Regions from separate parts of the Mus musculus genome. Here region 2 is linked to region 1. The links are chromatin contacts, found by POLR2A ChIA-PET in ENCODE. All regions are on one chromosome and are shown on one strand. The core of a region is the stretch at or near the end of the contact, and the rest is flanking DNA. Distances in the headings are between cores, read along the strand shown.

Region 1 (5,814 bases), core at 1,550-4,049:
ACTTTTTTGTTGCCACCAAATCACTGTGGTAACAACAGATCACTGTAGTGATAACTACATTGGACTCAGCTCTGCAACCTCAGTCTCCCACAGGTCAGATGGAGAAGGTGGAGAAAATCCTGTCCTAACATTGCACAGCTTCGCTTTATCTGCATCACTTAGGCAAACTGCAATCTGTTTGTATCTTGTTTATCTGTTTGTGGCAGCCTCACTATGTAGTGCTGGCTGGTCTGGAATTTACTGTGTACCACAGGCTGGCCTTGACTTTGTGTCAATCTTCTTGTCTCCTGAGTGCTGGGATTATAGGTGTGGCCTACAAAGGCCTTCTATCATTTATCTATCTATCTATCTATCTATCTATCTATCTATCTATCTATCTATCTTTTTGAGAGTGGTCTCACTACATATACCTGACTAACCTGTAATTTGCCATGTAGATCAGGCTGACCTTGAACTCACAGAGATCTGACTGCATTTATTTTCTCGTGCTGAGATTAAAGGTGTGTGTCACCACGCCAGGCTACAAATTGTATTTAAATTATTTTCAGACAGGCAGTGGTGGTGTACGCCTTTAATCCCAGCACTTTGGAGGCAGAGGCAGACAAATTTCTGCGTTCAAGGCCAGCCTGGTCTCAAAGTGAGTTCCAGGACAGCCAGGGCTACACAGAGAAACCCTGTCTCAAAAACAACAATAACAAAACAAAAAATATTTTCCCTGGTTTTTTTTCTTTTTTGGTTTTTCAAGACAGGGTTTCTCTGTATAGCCCTGGCTGTCCTGGACCTCACTTTGTAGATCAGACTGGCCTCAAACTCAGAAATCCACCTGCCTCTGCCTCTCCAGTGCTGGGATTAAAGGCGTGGGCTACCACGCCCGGCTTGGGTTTTGTTTTTGCTTGTTTGTTTTGTTTTTGGAACAGGATCTCTCTATGTAGCTTTGGCTGTCCTGGAACTTGCTATGTAGACCAACCTGGGCTTGAACTGCTGGGAATAAAGGTGTGTATAATCCACATCTGGCTTAAAAATCCTTTTTTTTTTTTTTTTCTTTTTTTGTTTTTTTCAAGACAGGGTTTCTCTGTATAGCCCTGGCTGTCCTGGAACTCACTCTGCAGTCTAGGCTGGCCTCGAATTCAGAAATCTGCCTGCCTCTGTTAAAAATCCTTTATAATAAGTTTGTGTACGGGTATGTGCACATAAGTACAGGTGTCCACAGAGATATGACTTCTGGGAATCCAACCAGGTCCTCTGAAAGAGAACTACATGATCTTTTTTTTTTTTTTTAAAGATTTATTTATTATTTTATGTAAGTACACTGTAGCTGTCTTCAGACACACCAGAAGAGGGAGTCAGATCTTGTTACGGATTGTTGTGAGCCACCATGTGGTTGCTGAGATTTGAACTCTGGACCTTCCGAAGAGCAGTCGGGTGCTCTTACCCACTGAGCCATCTCACCAGCCCGAACTACATGATCTTAAGTGTTGACCGTCCTTCTAGTCCTTCTAATCCCTTAAACTGTATTCTTCCCAGTTGGTACTGTTATAGGCTTCTGACACTGCAAACTTCTTCCCTAAGACTAGAAATTGCTCACGAACTGAAATTTTAAGGACCTTAACACAGCTACCAGATGCTATAACCACCCACTGTTTTAGACCTAGGGGAATAAACATTTTTCTTTTAAAAACTACAACTCAAGCCGGACGTGGTGGCGCACGCCTTTAATCCCAGCACTCGGGAGGCAGAGGCAGGCGGATTTCTGAGTTCGAGGCCAGCCTGGTCTACAAAATGAGCTCCAGGACAGTCAGAGCTATAAAGGGAAACCCTGTCTCAAAAAACAAACAAAAAACAAACAAACAAACCAACAAAAAAAACCTACAACTCAGGCCACGTAGTGTTGGCACAGGCCTTTTAATCCAAGCACTCAGCAGTCAGAAGTATGTAGATCTTGGTGAGTTCAAAGCCAGCCTCCTCTACAGAGTGAGTTCCAGGACAGCCAGAACTAGAGAAAGAGAAACCCTCTCTCGAAAAGAACAACTCAAAACGAAACAAAACAGAACAGAACAAAACCAAACCAAAACCTAGGGACCCTAGGGTAAGAACACTGGCTGATCTTCTGAAGGTCATTAGTTTAAATCCCAGCAATCACATGATAGCTCACCGGTAATGAGACCTGGCACCTTCTTCTGGAACAAATGAAGACAGCTACAGTGTACTTAAGTATAATAATAAATAAAATAAATCTTTGGACCAGAGAGCAAACGGGGCCGACTGGAGTGAGCAGAGTTCCCAAAAATTCAATTCATGCTGGGCAGTGGTGGCGCACGCCTTTAACCCCAGCACTCCGCAGGCAGAGGCAGAGGCAGGCAGATTTGAGTTTGAGGTCAGCCTGGTTTACAGAGTGAGTTCCAAGACAGCCAATCTACACAGAAAAACCTTGTCTCGAAAAACAAGAAAACAAACAACAAAAAAATTAATTCCTGACAATCACATGAAGACTCAACCATCTGTACAGCTACAGTGTACTCATATACATAAAGTAAATAAATCTTTAGAAAAAAACAAAAACAAAAAGCCAAAACCTACAATTCCCCCAGAGAAACCCTGTGTCGGAAAACCAAACTAAACCAAACCAAAAAACGCCACATTTCCCAAGAAGCCCTTTCAAAGGGAAAGGTGGCGCATGCTTGGTCTCCCACTCTAGGGAATTAAATGGAACTACAATTCCCAAGAAGCCTCATATTACAGTTCATCCAATCAGTGCTATATATAAGCTATCGCGAGACTTTTATGAGCCTCCATTCTATAAGCTCATGGGAATTGGGCTGGGCCATCCTTTTCAGCCAAGATGGCGCCGAAAGCGAAGAAGGAAGGTATGTTGCGGTATGGGAATCTGTCAGGTCGGTCTTGGATACCCGCAGAGCGAACTCGCGGGGAAGAAGAATGCCCGGCTAAGCCATGGGGGGCTTGTTCTGTGGCTACTGTCGCGACTAGGCCCCGCTGCGGGGTATGAGGACCGCGTGGGCCAAGCCGCATGGGCTGGTTCCAGTGCAGGGGATTGGCAAAGCCACCGGGCCGGCAGCGGCCGCCACTGATGGCCAAGCATTTGACTTTGGGAAGCTCCTTAACATCCACAGGGTGGCGCTCCGGGTCTCCAGACCTATAAGGGATTAAAAGTAGTCCTTATTCGCCCTTTCCCCACGTTAAATGGGGTTATACGCACCCACGTGATGGTACAACGGGTTAATTATCTTTGCCTGTGGTATCGTGCATATGATGGAAAAAATCTGAAGTCTCCTGAGACCTGTGATGTCTTCAAAGGAACCACTGATGCACATGCTGGCAGGACGGCCGGAAGGGGTCACTTTACGAATGCCACACTTAATTTTAATTGTCCTCTCCCAGCTCCTGCCCCTCCCAAAGCCGAAGCCAAAGCGAAGGCCTTGAAAGCTAAGAAGGCGGTGCTGAAAGGCGTCCACAGCCACAAAAAGAAGAAGATCCGAACGTCACCCACCTTCCGGCGGCCCAAGACCCTGCGGCTCCGGAGGCAGCCAAAATATCCTCGGAAGAGTGCGCCCAGGAGAAACAAGTCAGTAGGGACCCTGGACCCAGTAGCATGTAGTAGGGCATTAGGAGTTCTTAACGTAGCTTCCCTTATAAAACACAATTGTTGAAGGAGCTGGTGCGGTGGAAGTGTGAGGTTATTTAGTCAGTGTTTGAAAGTTGACTTCAAAGAGATGTTGCTTATCTTGGTTCCAAGTGATAGGGGACTTGTTGGAACACAGGAGAGTGTTGATTAAGATGTCCAATTGGGGAGTGATGGCCTTCGAATAGTGTTATGAAACACACTTTTTTTTTTAAGATTTATTTGTTTTTTTATTTACATGAGTACACTGCAGCAGTCTTCAGATACACTCACTAGAAGGGGGCATCGGATCCCACTACAGACATTTGTGAGCCACCGTGTGGTTGCTGGGAATTGAACTCAGGACCTCTGGAAGAACAGTCAGTGTTCTCAACAGATGAGCCATCTCTCCAGCCTGAAAGACACTTAATTGATCAAATTCTGACGCTACTCAAAGGAAGTTTGAGAGAATGCTTACTGAAAAGTGTTTTGTCTATGGGGGAAGTACTCACCAGACACAATTCATTGCCTATTTGTACCTAGAATTTTTGAGTCATTACTTGGCAGTTGCATAAGTAAAAACTTGGCTTTTCAGAATCTTAAGAAAAAGTTGTTTCCTGATAGCTCAAGGCCAATTTTAGAGTTGCATTGTTTTCACCATGCTTGGTGGTTATTCTGTAATGCTGGGTGGTGGAGGCTAGAGAATCTCAAGTCCAAGGTCATCTTGGGGTTCATGTCTCAGATCAGAGGGGCGGGTGTGAGTGAGTGTGGCTCTTGGATTTCAGGCTAGCTTGTGCTGTATTGTGAGCCCCTGCCTCAACTACACTCTTGGGGTGTAGCCAACCTCTAGCAATTGAGCACAATTTTCTCTATAGTTATTTATTTGATCTGGTCTCATAATAGTAAATGTGGAACTCCAGTGGATAAATGCATAAATTAAACTTGATTCTTTAGTCAAGAGAATATACAGGATTTGACTGTAAATGGGAAGTTGAGCCCATAGTGGTTTGGGTGCATGTGATGACATTATTTAGCGACCAAAGTCTGATAAAGATGATTGTGATCTATTGTCTGATGCACCTATTCTTTCCTAGTCTGGTTCTAAAGTAAACCATGTGTTGAATGCTGGCACCAGGGCAGCTAACTCCATTTTCCTCTCCCATCTCTCCCTAGGCTTGACCACTATGCTATCATCAAATTCCCACTGACCACGGAGTCAGCCATGAAGAAAATAGAGGACAACAACACTCTTGTGTTCATTGTGGATGTCAAGGCCAATAAGCATCAGATCAAACAGGCTGTCAAGAAACTCTATGACATCGATGTGGCCAAAGTCAATACCCTGATAAGGTGAGTTGGGCCAGGCAGAGATCAGAAAGCTTGTGGGCCTTTACTTAAGCTCTGTGCAAATGATGGAAAACTCAATGTTTGGAAAAGAATGACACCAACAAAGGAACCACTGATGCTGAGGAGGGATATGGGAAGGGTGTGGGAAGGGCAGGGGTTGTGAGCATCTAACTCTGAGGCTTCCTTCTCCACACAGGCCCGACGGAGAGAAGAAGGCGTATGTTCGCTTGGCTCCTGATTATGATGCCCTAGATGTTGCCAACAAGGTAAGCATAATCATTTCTCTGTTTAGATGCTGCATCAACAGCAAATCTGACTGCACTCTCTAACAAGCCCCGCCCTCCCTGTCCTGTCCTCCCAGCACACTTAACCTTAAGGAATTCAGCTCCAGTAACTCAGCTCCGTTTTGTTTTGTTTTTCAGATTGGGATCATCTAAACTGAGTCCAGATGGCTAATTCTAAATATATACTTTTTTCACCATAAATAATGCTGCTTGTCATTTGTCGCTTTCTAGTTGGGCTGGGGACAAGGCCATGCTGCGGGGTGGGTGCTGGGATCAAACCCAGGGCTTTCTCAGCTCTGAGCAATTAAGACTTGATTTGCTTAACCCAATGGGGACACATGATGATGCAGTCCCCATGCTAGCTCAGTACCAGGGTCATTTATTATAGACAGGTGTTGGTTCTCCTGGGACACTGCTCCATCACAGGCTCAAAGGACAAGCTTTACAAGAATTCCTTCCCTGCTACAGGCTGGTGTGAAACCAATACCAGGGTTTGGAAGAGCAGAGGGGTTATTTTAGAATTGTCAGCATCCATTTCAGGGCAGTATGGGTTGGCAGGCTTTTGGA
Region 2 (5,814 bases), core at 1,987-4,486, 160 kb before region 1:
CAAGGCTGGTCTTGAGAGGACTTCTCTTTGCATGGACTGTATGGGGGCAGGTTGGTACCCCTTCCCTGTTCTCTTGCCCCTGGCCCCTCCTCCCACCGTAAGCAGCTTATGCTAGCCCAGCTCTCTTAAGCAGCTTATGGGAGCTCTGCTAACTCAAGCCAGGAAGCCCAGGCTACTGGGACAGAAGGGGCCGACTTTGCTCAACAGATCCTCTGCTGATCTCCCAATGGGAGGAAGTCTTAGCAAATAGAGGGAACCCTTAGAGGTCATATTTCCAGCTTTGGCCCTGCGCCATATTCAGGAATAAAAGTGTTTTCTGGTCTTTAGAGAAAAGAACAGAGGCCAAGGCAGAAAGGGTGTGGTGGACACAGCAGGTACAGCAGGGTAAAGAGGAGGCAAGAAGAGTCCTGGGCTCAGAAGGAAACCAAGAGAGCCAAGCATTGCCCAGGGGCGCTCATGGTCTTAACCGTTACCACTCTTCTGTTGCTGTTTTTAAGTCAGGGTTCCATGTAGCCTAGGCTAACCTCAAATTCACTATGTGGCAGATGCTGGCCTTGAACTCCCGATCTTCCTGCTTCCTAAAACCTTACACCAAGTCTTAGGGGAGGCCCTGGCAAGAATTAGGAAGGGGCAGAAAATTGCTGTGGAGACTTGGGTACTGCCAGCCTCCGGTACCACATCCTCTCCGCTGACCTACAGAGGCCCGGAAGTCACCCCCAGGTCCCTGGGCCACCCCCTATCCCTCTGTGGTTGAAAAAGGAAGTGAATATAAAGCTATTCTCTCATCCTTCGGCCTGTCTCCTCCCCAAGCCGGGGACAGCCCCCTCCAGGAAGCCCTCCTGACAGCTCTCTAGCTCGTTGGAGCTGAGGTCTGAGATAAAGCTATAGAAAGATGCTGCAGGGCAGAGGGAGAAGGGGGGGCAGAACTGGAAGCAGAGGCCTAGTTGCCCAACTCCCAGGAAAAGCCTCCTTTCTTACAGCAGGCCCAGCCTGGAACCCTCTCCTCTCACTGGGAAGGATTTCTCACACTCTGCACTCAGTCTCTTACACTGCAAACTCAACTTGTGGGCCTCTCTGCCCTTACAAGGAGCGAGGATCAGGGGCTGCCTAGGAAGGCAGCCACTTCCTCTCCTCAGCCAAGAAAAAGACGAGGCCTAGGACCCAAGGTCAGGCCAGAGTAATGAGCAGAGTGGCTCAGAACCCACCTGCTCTCGTCCTTGTGGACAGAAATAGCTTCCTAATCTGGATTCAAGGCCTGGTAATCCAGAAACAGCAAACCTCAGCCCTGTGTGATTAGGGTCACAAGATGCAGGCAAGGTGGAGAGGCCTGGAACCCTGTTTTCAAATCCTGCACAGAAAAGGGCTCTTAAAGAGGCACTTGTCTTAACTCATCCTCCACATGCTATGCCATTTCCTCCAGACTGGGAGACACATGCTGTGACTTCACCTGGAAGCTTCCTCCATTGCAAAATAAGCCTCCAGTTATCCAGGCCAGAGGCCAGTGAACCTGCCCTCCAACGCACAGGGCCAAGCTAAGCTGTAAGGTCTCCTGTTGCAAAAGGCAGCAGCCCACGGGCTTCCACATCAGCCTGGTCAAGGCCCCTCCCTCCACTGAGGGCTGCCTGGCCAAGGAAGCAAGTGCTGGGGAAGTCTAGCCAAGAATGCCGCTGTCTAGCCCTGGAAGGAGGAGGGAGGCCCCTGGGGACCCAGATGCACAAGCTCAGGCCTGTCATCCTGGTCCCCTCCACAGCTGTCTGGGAGCCCTGGGCTCTGCTGCTCCTGAGGCTAGCGGGTTTATTTCCACACTAGCACCCGTGTCCATCCCAGAGAAGGGAAGTCTAAGCTCACAAGTGGAGCCGGAGCAGGTTGCTGGTGACCTACCCATTCCAAGGCAACCCGCCACTGTCTCTCCAAATACCTTCCATTCCTCAAGGCTCAGCCAACCTTTTGCCAGAAGACTCTCTAGTCCTTGTGCACTGTCTGTAGCGGTGCCTGCCTTGGCCCTGAACGATCACTTATCTGCCTGCAGGCAGCCACTCTGAACAGTCCTATGTAGCTTCCAACACTGTTGATAAAGGAACCCTGTTGACAGCGTGCACAGCATGCCAAACATTGTCCAAAATCAGAAGACTGGCTTTATTTTTCACAATAACCTTGAGGGAGGTAACATTGTTCTTGTTCCCATTTTACAGATGGGAAAAAAAAAAAAAAAAAAAAAAAAAAGCAAACATGCTCCTGCAAATGAAATTACATCCCCAAGGTCACACAGCCAATTTCCGGGCAAACTCTGGGACTCTAATCCAGGTAGCACAGCTCAGAAACTCAGTTTCAGTGGAGACTAGCCTTCCCTTGATGAGAGAGCCCTGGAAAAAGAACAAGTCCTGACTTGGGGGGAGGGGGGTCACGCACTTGCTTCCATCACAGGGCCCACAGCCAACAGACGGAAGCACCCGTATCAGCAATGTTCCTGGGCAGAGTATGGCCTCAGCCTTCCTCGGGGAAGCAGAGTGAGGGCTATAACGGTCGGTCAGGGAGCCTGAAGGTTTTCCTTGCCTCCACCTAGCCTGATGTGGCCACTGAAGACAGCCTGCAATGAGGCACACTCCTCTGTGCGAGCACCCTCAAAGGGTTCCGAAGACTCCACTGGGGAAAGGGTTACAGATGCAGCTGCTGCCCCACCTCCACCATGGGAAAAGGGGTGGGCCCCTTGAAAAAGAAGGAGTGGGGTGAAAAGAAGCCACTTCAAGGAGAGGAGGGGGCGCATCAAGAGACCAAGGGAAAGAGCACAGAGATTTCAGGCTTGGAGGCAAAGAGAGAGAGAGTAAGGGGATACAGAGGAGGGGCACTGCGTGGGGGAGGGGTGGGGGCTGGACTCTGAGCCTCGTGGGCCCCCTCCCGCGCTCTCCCTCCAGCCCGCGGGTGGCGCTCCCTCGCCGGTGCTCACCACCCGTGATCCGCTGCAGCCCCAGCACATCCTCCGGCCCGATGGGCTGCTTGCCCTGCAGCGGCCCCAGCCTGGGCCCCGGGCCTGGCTCCGGCTCCGACTCGGACCCGGACTCAGCTTCCGCCCCAGGCTCCCGCGTGGGCTCCGCGCTCCGGTTCGAGGCCCCTGGAACGGGCTCCGCCCCCGACCCGGTCCCGCCGCCGCCTTTCTTCACCTTCATGGCCTCGCGGGGCCGCAGATCCTCGCCCGCTGCCACCGCCGCCGCTGCTTGCGCCGGCTGGAGCCAGGGGAAGGGGGAGCGTCCGCCGCCCCACCCCCGGCCGGGCCCCAGGTGCCGTCCCGCCTTGGTCACGCCCACGGGAGGCGGGTCACACATACCCCGCCCACCGCCTGGCGTCTCCAGCGGGGGAGCCAGAATCCTGGGGGTCCTTGTGAACTTTTTGACAATGTAGATTCTTTTTGACAATGTAGTTACCGAATACCTCTCCTCTTTCTCTCCTGGGTTCCAACCTCAAGGTCTTTCCCTGATACCTTTGTCCTGACTTCAGCCCAGGTCTCAACCCACCCAGTTCTAAAGTACTTCTTCTCAATTTCCAGCTAACCAGCCCTTTTTTTTTTGTAATACATTAAGTGAAATTCTTGCTTGTTCCCTGACCCTTCCTCCTCAAAGGTCAGCTCTATGAAAGCAGAGATGCTCTATACACTGTTCCTCGTAACACCCTAGCACTACCACACAGCTCCTTGCAGCCAGTACCCACCCAGTATTTTCCTTTGTTGAATTGAGTTGCTATCCCAGGGCTGTCACTGGCTCAAGCTACTCCCCACTAGAACTCCTGCTAAAAGCTGCTTCAGGCACCCTACAATCCGCAGGCACCCTACAACATGCAGGCAGCACAGCCCAGGTGTCGAGCCGTCCCCAGGATGCTCAGGACGGGAGGCAGGAAGAACACATGGTGAGCTAGAACAGGTCAGTCTGCTTCTCACACAAGAACGAGTTATGGTCATCCATATCAACTCATATTCAACCAACGTTTAATAACAGTCTAATGTATGTTTTTAAAGAGCCCAATATACAGAACACTTTTACAGGCTTATCACATTTAATCCAGCCCCTTTCTGAGGGTGACATCATCAGTGCTTTCCCACCAATGGAAACCTGAGGCTCAGGTGAGGAGCGAGGAGCGGCTTAGCTGATGCTCTCTAGTCTGTTAAGTGCAGAAGCCGGAGTCTGATTCAGGCCTGTTGGGTTCCAAGTCAGAAATGTTTTCTCCTGTTCCACACTACCTCTCTGAAAGGGTAGAGGGGAACCTTAGCCACAAGGTAGAAGATCCTAAGCCACTGCCTCCTAGACCAGGCTGTCCCCAGTGGGTGACGCCAGTCAAGAAGCTGAGGAAGGAGGGAGGTGGTCTCAGAAGTGGAGAGGACAGGGCTACAATTCAACTCAAGTACTCCCCTAAATTCACCTCTCAGTGCGTTTGTATGCTGTGCTGACAGGCTGCAAGGACAAAGTACCCCTGTCCAGAGGTAGGCACACAAAGGCTTTCAAGTTCGAGCCAGATATGGAGATCAGGAAGGGTACCTTCTGAGGCTTGTAGGCATGGAGGAGCAAGCCAGTGGACTAGGAGGGGAAGGGAGCCCATCGTGGAGTGCCATCCGTAGAGAGCCCACGGGCGAGAGTGAAGACATGTCATCACCAGCAGACCTTGCCTTGGTCTCTTGGCCCAACACCCTCCCAGCGTGGCTAGAGAGGAGGGCTCCCTCTGACATGCTGCCCGGATCAGTCTATCTTCTCAGGCTTTTTCCAGGACTTGCGAGTTTCCTGAAAGATCTTAACCAGGGACAGGAGGATGGGCACAGCCATGGGCAGGAAGAGGGGAATGTAGATAGCAAACTTCTGGTCGTCGGGGAAATACAAGAGGTGGAGGAGGGAGGGGTCAAAAAAGGCGCGCTCGGAGGAGGTCACGGCTTCCTGGCTGGCAGCAAAGGCGGACGACAGGTGCCCAAGGGCTAAGGCCTTTGCTGCCTTCTGGACGGCAGCCACAGCCCTATATACCTAGGAGGGTGAGGGATGGGGTTAGCAGTATGTCCTAGACGTGGGGCAGGGAGAAGGGCCTGGCCTTTTAGTACCCTCTGAAGTTTCCTAGAGTCCACAGAGGTGTGTGGAAGTTAGTTTAAAAAACAAAACAAGACACAGCTGTTGTTTATTTTCTGAGGGGCAGCTTGAAACTTTCATTTGTCCCCACCTAGACTCCCACTAGGAGCTGGAATGGCTTCCAGAGGAAGCCTGAGATATTTATTTAAGGATGGCATGCCCCCACACACCCTGGCCCACCCCTTCCTGGCACATTTACCTCAGAAGCCACATCATCCTTGATGACAATGTTGCTGATCTTCCCCAGAAGCTGGGCCAGGGAGGTGAGGGTGGTGGTGGCCGTGGCCAGGTTCTCCACGGAGCGAGCCCAGAGCAATCGGTCCAGCTCCCAGGTCATGAGTCCTTCACTCTTTGGTCCTGAGAGCAGGCATTTGGGAGGCACCTGGGGCTGAGCAATTCCAAAGAGCAGCCTGTGGGGGGCACAGGAAGACCAAGGTCGCTGCAGACAGGTGTTCTCAGTTTTACTGAGTGGGGGTGGGGAGTGAGGGAGCAGAGAGATGAGCAGCAAATGACGCAGGTCCAAAACCCGCCTTGACCAAGGCTTCCCCATTTTCATGCTGGAGTTCCAAGATCTCTGAAGAAGGAGCTGTGGTTGAAGTGTTTCTGGGAGCCCCAACTTAGTTTAGTCCCCTCTCTGCATCCTTTCTTTGAGCAAATGGGCTCCGTGGAACTGGCATGATAGTTCCCCTTTGACAAGGTGTGTGTGCTTGAAGGTACT

The links. ChIA-PET counts read pairs that join two places held with the same protein, here RNA polymerase II (POLR2A).
Region 2: POLR2A ChIA-PET joins it to region 1 with 13 read pairs in embryonic stem cell. The contact joins the promoter of Unc119 here to the promoter of Rpl23a in region 1. POLR2A ChIA-PET finds 5 or more read pairs at or near these places in 3 of 5 experiments (Patski and embryonic stem cell).

Annotation. Positions count from the first base shown.
Region 1 is chr11:78,180,569-78,186,382 of GRCm38, reverse strand. Rpl23a (ribosomal protein L23A) reads left to right here and starts at 2,799. Exons shown (of 5, transcript NM_207523.2): 1 at 2,799-2,864; 2 at 3,397-3,580; 3 at 4,790-4,966; 4 at 5,160-5,229; 5 at 5,386-5,448. The coding sequence starts at 2,840. The coding sequence ends at 5,400. It overlaps Snord42b (small nucleolar RNA, C/D box 42B), which reads left to right and starts at 3,270; the gene lies at 3,270-3,324. Tlcd1 (TLC domain containing 1) reads right to left here. Exons shown (of 4, transcript NM_026708.2): 4 at 5,563-5,814. It overlaps Snord42a (small nucleolar RNA, C/D box 42A), which reads left to right and starts at 5,037; the gene lies at 5,037-5,081. It also overlaps Snord4a.
Region 2 is chr11:78,340,917-78,346,730 of GRCm38, reverse strand. Unc119 (unc-119 lipid binding chaperone) reads right to left here and starts at 3,236. Exons shown (of 5, transcript NM_011676.3): 1 at 2,945-3,236. The coding sequence starts at 3,164. Pigs (phosphatidylinositol glycan anchor biosynthesis, class S) reads right to left here. Exons shown (of 12, transcript NM_201406.1): 11 at 5,296-5,506; 12 at 3,955-4,997. The coding sequence ends at 4,722.